Linked DNA regions of Homo sapiens: region 1 is linked to region 2. Evidence: chromatin loops called from intact Hi-C (ENCODE). Cell type or tissue: right lobe of liver. All regions are shown on one strand. Each heading gives the region's core, and the rest is flanking DNA. Links, peaks and the distances in the headings are about the cores only.

Region 1 (5,510 bases), core at 266-5,265, 450 kb after region 2:
TTCTGTTGTTTCCTAGATTAAAAGTCATTTTCACTGTCTTTAGAATAATGAGACCCGTGCTATCTCACTGTGGCCCTGGGGTTGTTTTCCTAGGATTGCAGAATTGAGGAACCAAGAAAGACGACCAGATACAAGGATGCTTATTCTAATCCATTTCTTAGTCTCGTCATATAGTGGAAGGCAAGGGCCATGGTGGTCAACAGTATACACAAAATATCCACACATGTTTTATTTGCTGAAGAGGTGATTCATATTTGTAAGAGCATTGAAAAGATCCAAAACCCCCAAAGATGAAACAATCTGATGGTATGAAATGAAATAAAATTTCAGTCATTGACAGATGCCTAAATACTTTTTTTTTTTTTTTTTTTTGGAGACGGAGTTTCACTCGTCACCCAGGCTGGAGTACAGTGGCATGAACTTGGCTCACTGCAACCTCCGCCTCCCAGGTTCAAGTAATTCTCTTGGTCAACCTCCCGAGTAGCTGGGATTACAGGTGCCCATCACCACGCCAGGCTAATTTTTGTATTTTTAGTAGAGACGGAGTTTCACCATGTTGGCCAGGCTGGTCTCAAACTCCTGACCTCAGGTGACCCACCCACCTCGGCCTCCCAAAATGCTGGGATTACAGGCGTTAGCCACCATGCCCGGCCTACCTTTTAAGTTCTCAAAATGTAGTCTCATGTTCTATAAATTCCGATAATATCTAAGGGAGTCATAGGCAAACTGCTGATAAAGTGACTAGATTGCTGACTAGCCATGAAATATAGCAGCCTGCCCACTGGATGGGAGAAAGGAACATGACTTTGTATTCTCTGGCATTGGCTGCCAGATCTCACTGAGGGCATCCTCCAGGACACAGTAACTGCTGGTATGTGAGCACTTCCACTCAGCAAGTGTCTTTATCCTGGAGGTTTCCTGTGGAACCAAAGAAGTGGTGTGGGTGCTACTGGCAGAAGAGAGGAATAAGGGGGAAAGAGAACAAAGGAAGAGGTGAATATGCAACCTACTTCTGGGGTATGCTTGGTTACAAATCCATCTTTCATCAGGCTTTCAGCATCTTAGGGGTGAGATGGTCTTGATTTCATAGCTCCAGGCTTTCCCACAAAATATGTGTTCAGTAAATGAGCTAACCAGTGCATAACGAATTGAGCTAACCAGTGTATCAGTAACTTACCAGTTCTCTACTCCACAGATGGGCAATTCCAGTTTTGCCAAGCCTCAAAGTTCACTCAACTTAGTCTTGACCTAAATGGAATATACAGGCCCTGCAACTCTATTTCAAGATTGACATAACCACAGCTAAGAACTTTAAGTCCACCCTTTGGTGGACAGATCTCCAATAAACTCAACCTTAAAACCAGAGACCCTAACATTGTACCTTTTAAGTAGGAGATGAAGGTAAAAATTGGCTTCTATTTTATGTGCTGTAGTAGTAATCCAACATCTTCCCATAATTAGTTTTAGAAATATAGTGACTATGTATATACAAAAATAGATATATAACACTACTTAGGAAAACATTGTTCTAGAGGAATGCAGTGAAAAGAATTTGAGTCTGAATGATTCAAATCTCTATGACCCTTAACTGAGAACACATTTCAGACAGGGTTATAACAATTAAATAAACTGTATCTAACATATTACTGGCACAGAATAGGTAGTAAGCAAAGAGTTCCCCTCCATAACCTGCCTCTGATAGTCTTACTCTAGCTACTCAGAATGGCCTTTTGAAGAGCTACAGCCATCTAGAAAAAGATACCAAGGAGTCTATCCAATAAAAAAGGAAGTGTGGGAACCCCTGTCATTACTAGTTCCATATTACAGAAAATTGGATGGAGAAAAACTGTACAGCTCACACATAATGCTTCACTGTCTTCAGGAATGCATAATTCATAAGGTTATAATTAAGAGATGGAGGGAGAGTGAATTTCCCCATGGAGGTGCCACTCAATGCTCTAACTTTAAGTGTGCCAACTGGCTCTTGGAGACCAATACCAATAACATGGTCAGATGCTTTCTGCCAAAAGCAACAATTTAATCAACATGGAAGGACAGACCAACCTGGGTACTTCCACCAACACAGTCTCTGGGATTGCAAAAGAGTCTTGTAGGGTTTTCTGAACCTGTTCCAGGTGGAGACAAGAGAGATAGATGGAGCCACAGCTGGAGAATGGCCAGAAGGAAATGACTACTTCCGAAAATGGAAAGACTGGAAAAATAAACTGGTGACTTGGGCCCCTGCTAGCTCCATCTGTGCACGAAGCAACTGATTGTTCAAGAACACAAGAGCACCCACACTAAGTATTGGAAATACCAAAAAGGATCACTGTTCCCAGGGTCCAGGCTAGCAACCACCTGAAGGAAGATGTGAAGTAGACACACTGACCCATTTGGTGAACTCACCACAGCTGTCTCTGCCATAGGAAAGTGGATTAGATGGGACAAGCAATATGATTAATATCAGTCCAGTCTCCCATACAGCCCTACCATTAACTGGTTATGGAAAATTTCAATATCTCAGTTTTAACCATATAGTCTATAAGGGGAAAGTGTTACTCTTACCATTTTGTGGGGGTAAGAGTGTGGGGGTAAGTACTCTTACCATTTGAAGAGTGGAAGGATAGACCAAATTACTAAGCTCCTTTCATTTCAATTTCTCTCCAGCATTTCAGCCACCCGGCTGGTGAAGACCTTCAAATGCCAAAGAATCCACATCTTATTTCTAACCAACAGTTTTCAAGTACCTACTTCCCACAAGGCATTGAGTTAATTCAGTGCAAGTCACAAGAACACATGACCTGTTCTTTACCATCAGTGTCTGGCCATCTGATAGAAGAATCACAGTGAGGAAATTAACTATAGCTCAGAAACTGAAAAATAATTCTCTTTATCAAAAGCCAAACTCAGCATTAAAGACTTTTGATCCACATCCCAAGCAGACATGGGAAAATCAAGTTCTCTGGCTGTTCATGCTCACCCGCTCTTCCCTAGGTTGGGTGCACCCTCATAAGACAACCCATCACTGAGGAGGAAGCACTAGGACATTTGCAGGTCAAAATCAATGAGGTTCCCTCCCTGGACATTTTCCTCAGGGCAGCATTGAGTTATCATGGAAGGGAATAAGAAACAACCAGTGAGGTCTTGACGTGTAGACAGAACTTCTAGGTAGACTTGCATTATGCACAGTGCCGTTTTGTTCTTGGTGCTTTGGCAGGCTACATTGATGACTTAAGCTGGGTAACCAATGAGGGAAGTATTCCAGGCTAATAAGAAGTAGCTTGTAAAAAGGGCTAACAAACCAGAACAGGCACCTGAGGCAGCATTATCCTTTGTTCAGCACTGCTCGCACTTGACGAACTCAGACCTGGCTTGTGCCGGGTAAATTACAGCCACAAAAAAGAACTGAGACAACACCTGAACTGAGTTAAGAACAAACCCAGGAACTTGTTATCAACTAAAATAAGATCTATCTGGCCTCTTCATAGCTACAGCCAACATTTAAATGACTGGGTAGTGTTGCCATAATGATTCAATTATTACCATTTTAGACTGGCCTGTCCTTTGAAGGGGCAACAAGGCAGTTCCTGGGAGCCCCACATGGTCCTACACTTTATTCCTTTTTTTCTGATCATCACAGTTCAAATTTCCAAATCTAACCAAAGCCTGAAGGTTCCATGAAATATGCCAATAGCCCAGCCTCCTTTCTATTGCCCTTATCTTGGGCAGGCTACATGGGTTAAATTGCCCCAGGCCTTACACCCTTCTAGGAATAGCCCCATTTTTAGATGCAAGAGTCTCTCTACTTAGGAATTTAAAACAAAACTAAAGTTCGACCTATCAGTAACTTTAGAAAAACTTGAAGCTAAAATTGAAAAGAATTGCTTGAAACCAAAATGGAATTCACTGAGATTCTAAAGACTCTCCACTTTAGAATTACAGGCCCCTAAAGTGTGTTCCTCAGACACCCCACCAAAACAACAGCAGCTGACTCAATCCTGTTCTCACTGCTCCTAGCTGCACAGAAAGCCATGGCTCTTCAGAGCAAAGGTTGGATAGATGAAGCAGTAGCTTGGAGACCTTACCTTCCAGAGAGCGCAGTAAGTGTACAGAGGACTTTACCTCTATCAATACAGGCAGACACGAAGCTGACCTTTGTTCTCCTCCTCTCCTGGAGACTTGGCTCTTCCTATAGACCCGTTTGCTCATAAGGGGCTCAAATTCCAGAGGTCAGAAAGCTCTCATCACAGCTACCCAAGAAGCAGGTTTCACAAAGGACTCTAGACACAGACTGACTCCCACTCTGTCTGCGAGGGCAGAGGTTGCTGGCCTAGAGCTTTTATGGCCTGTGCCTGGGCCTCCTGCTCAGGTGAAAACTGTGATTCCACTCAGCTGCCTTATATGAGTGAGGCTTCAATCAACACTTCTTATGCCTACAAAGAGTATGCTAGGTAGGTTCTTCAAAAAACTTGGGGTGGCTATGTTTTTCTGGAAATACAGGGTCATTCCCCAGAGTCTGATGTGTCATTGGGAGAAGTTACTGCCCAAACAGCATTTGGAAGCATGGGTGTCAGACCAGGGCCACAACTACGCCCAATGTCATGCTCAGGGTTAGGTTCCAGCCCATGCTGAGGTCCGAAGGGAGTGGGTAGTAGATGGGCAGATAACTGAAAGAACACTCAGGGGGCCATAGGCAGGTGAATATGGTTTTATTCAGCAGCTCTCTCATCAGCAGCTCTCTCACACTAGCTCTTTACACTGTTTGCCTTTATCTCGACTGTCTGCTCCGGCTCCGTGGCTCCTCTCAGCAGCTGGCTCCCACGCACAGCTGCACAGCCAGCCTGCAAGGCCAGCTCTAGGGTTAGCAACTTAACTCCTTCCATTTGGGCACAAGCCAAGCCGTATCCTGGCTCCCCTGTGTCCATCTCCTAGACGTTCATTCTCCCTTACAGTGGTCAGTAGCTTTACTCTCTGGGCACCAGCACCTGCACAAGAGCCATGTTGAGCCATGCCCAGGAGCCACGTTGAGCCCAGCCCAAAAGCCATGTTTAGCTCTTGGGCTGATGCTGATGTACAGCATCAGCAGGGCAGTTATACCTTTTCCAAACAATAGTGACTCCGAGTCAACTATGAACTTACACAACAGGTTATATAACAAGTGGAATATGCACTTACACCCTAAACTCACTGAGTCACTCTGGCCTGGATGTCTGCCTTGGCCTATTCCTTGACCAAAGTACATCCGTATACCTTACAATGGGTTAAGTAGGTGGCTGTCATTATACATGGGTCACCCCTGGGAGCTTAGTAAGGTGCAAGTTCCTGGGCCCCATCCCAAGAGATTCTGGGTCAGTGGTCTGTGAATCTACATTTGTATCAAGCACACAGCTGATAACAACGTAAATGCTCCATGACCTACACACCAGATGGAGCATCATGCAAATCCTTAGCCAGTAGCCCAAGTCCTGTGTATCTTAGGTGGGTCTTGCATTTCCAAGGGTATTTCTTCC
Region 2 (5,510 bases), core at 313-5,312:
GGGGACAGGAGAGTGGGGCCAGGAAGGGAAGGAGGCCAGGCAGGGTGCAAAGGGGCAGCATCGAACACAGTCCCATAGAAGGAGGAGGAAAGGCTCCCACTTGGCTCAATTCTGGTGGAGCTCTGGGGTCAGTGGAGACCACACCTGAGTGTGCCTGTCAAAGGCAAGGGAGCTAGAAACATTTATAGCCCTGCACCCAACAGTCTAAGGTTCAGGGCTTACCTGGCACACCTAAATTCCCAAGGACCCCAGACTCTTGTGGGTAGGCAAAGTAGACCCTGGTAGTCAGAGGCAGCTGTTCTCAAAAGTGACAGAAGCCAGGCACATGGGAGTTGTTGTTCACAACACTTGGGCAGTGGCTGAATCTGCTACAAGTGACCTCAAGCAGTTGACTTAGTCCGTAAGACCCATGTGAAAAACGGGGATTATAATGTACCCTCTTCACAGGATTGATGTAAGATCAAATAAGATGATACATAAATGTAAAGCACCCTGACAATTACTGCTCAGACATGGTGAACTCTCACTAAATAATACTATGATTATGCCGAACAATGGCACAAATTTAACTTCTGGATCTGTAGCCTATTAAGTCAACCCACCTTTCTCCTGTCCCCATGAAAGGCATGGCTACTCCATCCTGAAGGACCCTTGCCTTGTCATCCTTGTTGGGGCTGAAATCCTGGTAGCCATCATCAATCTACCTGAGCTGGATGGGAAGTGAAACCATTTACCTGCTCTGAAGTGGAAGGAAACCCTCCCTGTGCAGGTGGCCCGGTTCCTGCTCCCTGAGCCCTTCAGCATGGCTGTTCCTACCTGCCAGTGTGGCTCCTTCAAAGGGTTCCATGCTGAGAGGCTGGCTGCTCATTTTGAAGATGTGGATACCACTCAGATATTTTTGGAACTTGACTTTAAAGCCTGTCTAGTTCATGGAACAGCAACGTCAATCACTTTTTACTGAGCATGTACTACGTGCCACACATTCTACCAAAGGCTTGCTAGGCAATAGTTACTTAATGTTCACAGTACCCTGGGAGGTAGGTGCCACTATCTCCATTTAAAGATTTCCCCTCAGGGATACTGAAGTTGGAGGTCTTAAGAAGCTTCCTTAAAGTCACACACTCAGGAAGAGGCATCTTGTCTACCTCCTTAGCCCACGTTTGGAGTCATGTGCAATTAATCCACTCACTCCTTAAACCTATGCATTCCCATTTGTGCGTATCGAATTTTATAATTATTTCTAATCTGCCTCTAAGATTTAATAGAGGTTAAGCTTTCTATGTGAGCTCACTCTTTCTTTCCTTCTTCTTCTCCTTCTTCCTCTTCCTCTTCCTCCTCTTCTTCTTCTTTTGTTGCTTTAATAAAAGTGTTTAAAATAGCAGTTACCAGAGCTGCTGTTTTCTCTGCCTCTTTCGCCACCAGCCCACTGCCCTCATCACTGATGTTTATCTCGTGAGACCTAGGCCCCAGTTCTTTGCATTTAGAGGAGACAGCCCACAGTCCTGCAGATCTGAGATCTTGCAGCCTTTTTGCAATGACTCTCAGTTCTTACATCTTACATGAGAGTCATAATCCTAGGTCAAAGGTCAGTTCTTACAACTTTCAGTGAGAGTCATAATCCTAGGTCAAAGGTTTTTGGACTCCTTCCTCTCTTAGAGCTCTTCTGCAAATGATTCTTATTTGTGCTCAGCCAAATGTGCCTGTCCTGAAGGAGACAGGTACAGGGAAAAGAACAATGACTGCTTCTGCCTTGCTTGGCCCCCTGGAAGTGCAAAAAAGCTTAAGGTGTCACCAGCTCTGCAGTCCACACCAGCCTCTTCCTTGCCAGTTAATGGCATCTGTTCACCAACCAGCAGCAACCAGCTCATACCTCAGCCATTCTCCTTTCTTTTCTGCATTCTGAACACCAAGTGCAGAGACTCTGCACTTTTTCCATCTTCTGCACATGATATTTTCACAATGTACCAAAGTTCATTGTGGGCAGAGACTGTGTCTTAGTAAACACTATAAGAAACAGTGTATAAAGCACCAAGACAAAATTAAAAAAAAAAAGAAAAAAGAAGAACTAAGATATGGGCCCTACCTATCTGGAAGCCAGGTTTGCTGACCAAAGAACTCCCCCTGTGCCAGAGAGACAAGTCAACAGTGATGCTTGTGGAATTCTCTGGTCCCACCATGTTCCTGATTATCCACAAGAATCCTCCCCTTCAGTAGCAGCTGTGGAAGGGGGCCCATGCTGCCATGTAACCTTGGATGAAGTTTGCTCTGGATTAAGGGGCTGTTCTGGAGATTTATCAACCTCACCCCCTTCCAAATGGAAAGTGTTTTTGAACTTGCCTTGCTTGAATTGCATTATTGTATTTAGGATGTGTTAGTGAGGACTGTTGTTACAATCAGGTTGCAAAATTATGAGGAGGAAACACAAGGCTTGACTGTTACAGAACCAGGGAGAAACAGATTCCACTGGAGATTGTGGACTCTGAGAAAAATGGTTAACAAGGTCATCTCTGGGTGTAGTCACACAGCTGTGACTGTGGGTGTCTCTCACGGGTAAGTGCATGTTTGCACTTTTAGATCTTGGTAAATGCAGGATCCTTTAAAAATGTGCTATGAGAAGAAGGATGTGTGAGCCTGGCAGGCACAGAAGTGGAATGAGTGCACAGGTTTCCTGGCCCGGTCTGCCTCGGCCACTTCCAAAGAAGTTGCCTTGCCCACAGAACAAAAATAGAACAATCAGCCTTTACCTTCAACAATTGAAACCAAGGATGCAGATGTCGCAGGTGACTGGTGTGAAGCCAGGAGCCTTGTTACAGAGGCCTGGGTGAGGTGAGCCAGCAGGGTAGGAGGGCCAGGGGAGGAGGGAGGAGAGGAGAGTGCTATTTGGCTTTCTGAGGGCCTTTTTTCCCTGTAGTGGTGGAGCTGCCTCTCTTCCTGCTGTTTTTCCTGGGCAGCTCCTTCCTTCCCATAAACTCCCCTTCCTGACCAGTAAGAGGGCTTCTGATTCTTGTAACCCCTGACTAGGGCAAATGCCGGCCAGCTTGACCTTCCAGGCTTTCTCCACCCTCTCCACCAAAGGCATGTCCATAAATGCTTCAAATTCCTGAGTGCAGGGACTGTGGTGCTTCACCCTCATCCTCGCCTCGCAGACTGTCCTGGGTCTGGCTCATAGCAGGAGTCCCATGGCTGGTGAACAAACCGTGACTCTCTGGAGCCACATCATTCTTCCTGTAAATCAGCTGCCACCTGACCAAGGCCCAGAATAGTCCAGGCCCATGTCATCCCGAGCACTCTTGTGTGGAAAACAATGAGCCACAGAGGTGCAGAGGCAGTTCACCCACTGCTGAGTGTGCTGAATTCTGGCCTCCGTTGAATGTGTGCTGATGACACATGCCATCTTTTAAAGCTTGTAGAGCCCCCTATTGTCCACAGGTACAAACACAAAGCATTCTGATCACCCTGCAAAGCAAAATGAACCCAGGAGTGGGTGTCATAACTGGATCCTAGAAGCAGAACTCCCCAGTGGGTGTGAGGACCAGTAGCCTCAGAATCTCCTGGGGGATTGGTAGAAATGCACATTCTTGGGCTTCCCCTGAGACCTGCTGGATCAGAATATGCATTTCAACAAGATCTGCTCCCACTTCATCCCCATTATTTACTTGCATGTTAAAGTCTGAGAGGTGCTCATTCAGAAACACATTCAGCTTCATAAACAATATTTCTAAAGTTCTAGATACTTTTCATGTTAAGAAGAAAGAGTAGCACCCCCATGCTCATGCCCATGACAGAAGGGGGTGCCATGTGGTCGTTCAGAGTGTGAGCCTGGCTTCAGAGCCCACTGCATGACCTGGGTGGCCTCCTAACTTCCCTTAGATTCAGTTTCCTTATCTGTAAAATGAAAATAAAAGCAGGAACTACCCCAGAAAACTGCTGTAGGGATTAAATGAGAATATACATATTTAAATAGCTTAGGACTAGGTCCTTACTACATGTGCGCTACTATTATTTTGCATCATCAAAATAGTTGCCATTTAGTAAGTGTTTGCTGTGTGTTAAATACTGTGCTAAGCACTTCATACCACACATGGAGGTATTATTGTCTTCCTACTGAAGAGGAAACAGAAGGTCAGAGTGGATCAGGATCTTGGACTGAGATCTTGGCTCTCGAAGGCTAGCCGTGCTCTTACCCCCTAAGTCATGTCACCTGTTGAGGTCTATGGTATAGCTACAAAGGGGCCAACCAAAGAGGGAACCCATTTCTGTATGTTACGTTAAGACACAATGTGACACAAAGTAACTCACAAATTGCCTGTGTATATCCTTTGCCAGTTTTTATTTCCTCTTTGCTTTGTATTATTCCATCCATGTGAAACACCATCAACAATGCCAGGCCCTTTGTAAGTATTCAATAAATATTAGCCATTATTTGGAGGAGTTCTCTATGTATTCTTTATACCAATCCGTTTTCAGTTACATCCATTTCAAATATCTTCTCCCAGTATGTGGCTTATCATTTTTTACATAGTGTTTATTGCACAAAGGCTTTAAATTCTAATATTGCCAGATTTATCCTTTTTTTTTTAAGGTTTGTGTTTTGCATGTCTTAATTAAGAAATTTTTACCCCATGGTCATAAAGATACTTTTCTATGTTATCATCTAATGTTTTAAAATGTTACTTTTCTCATTTAAGTCTGTTTTTAAAAGCACCCCCGCCGCCACCCTTTCAAATGTGTTTGGAATATGTCCTTACATATGTATATAATCTTGTAAAATACATACATCTGCCTTGTGTCTGTTTTTAATTTACATAATGGAATTTTGCTACAAATCTCATTCCGTTTCCTACTTTTCCTACGCCACATGTTGCTCTATAGATTCTGTGTTTGCTTCTAAGTGCATTGTCACAGTTTACTTATCCATTTCCCTACTGAAAGATACCAGACTGCCTCCAACTCCCCAACAGAAAAACAGTGCAATATACCACCTGGTACTTTGTGAGAACTTCCATGGGACTGATGTGCTCAGGGTGGATTTGTTAGGTGTTGAAGCCAGTCAATGGATTCTGAATTTTGTTAAATGTTGTCAGAAAGATCTCCAGAGAGGTGGTTCCACCTTATATCTCCTAGCAGTATAGGTCCTCACTTACCCACATTTCTAACTTTTGCCCTTCCTGTGGATAGAAGAGCACATCTCATTTGAATTTCAATTCCTCAGATCACTGCTGATCTGGAGCTTCTCCTCCCATACTTGTTGGCCATTTGGTCACTTCTCCTGTGCATTGCCTGATGACCACTCTCTATTTCCTGTTGAATTTTTGTCATTGTTGATTTGTAGTAGACACATACTTGACAGTCTAGATAGTCATCCTTGGATTTTTGATGCTGCTGATACCTCCTCACTGTTTCATATTAGCTAAGAATTTCTTTCTGTGTCCTTCACTAAACAAACATGCCATACACACACACACACACACACACACACACACACACACACACAGTCAAAACTGTTAGCC

What was found. A loop is a pair of places that touch in the nucleus more often than their neighbours do. Peaks named below come from ENCODE experiments on the same cell type or tissue, not always from the same donor. Only the 100,000 strongest peaks of a DNase experiment are listed, where the experiment ranks them.
Region 1: it touches region 2 in a loop (2.7-fold over the local background); 37 of 110 quality-filtered maps call a loop at or near these places.

The regions. Positions count from the first base shown.
Region 1 is chr3:44,202,247-44,207,756 of GRCh38, forward strand. No RefSeq gene overlaps it. Among named protein-coding and RNA genes, the nearest start is that of TOPAZ1, 37 kb to the right of the region's middle. In right lobe of liver, for the core only: no CTCF peak of the experiment used is centred there; no DNase peak of the experiment used is centred there.
Region 2 is chr3:43,756,271-43,761,780 of GRCh38, forward strand. No RefSeq gene overlaps it. Among named protein-coding and RNA genes, the nearest start is that of ABHD5, 68 kb to the left of the region's middle. In right lobe of liver, for the core only: a CTCF peak has its summit at 3,414 (motif pointing left); no DNase peak of the experiment used is centred there; H3K27ac peaks cover 775 bases.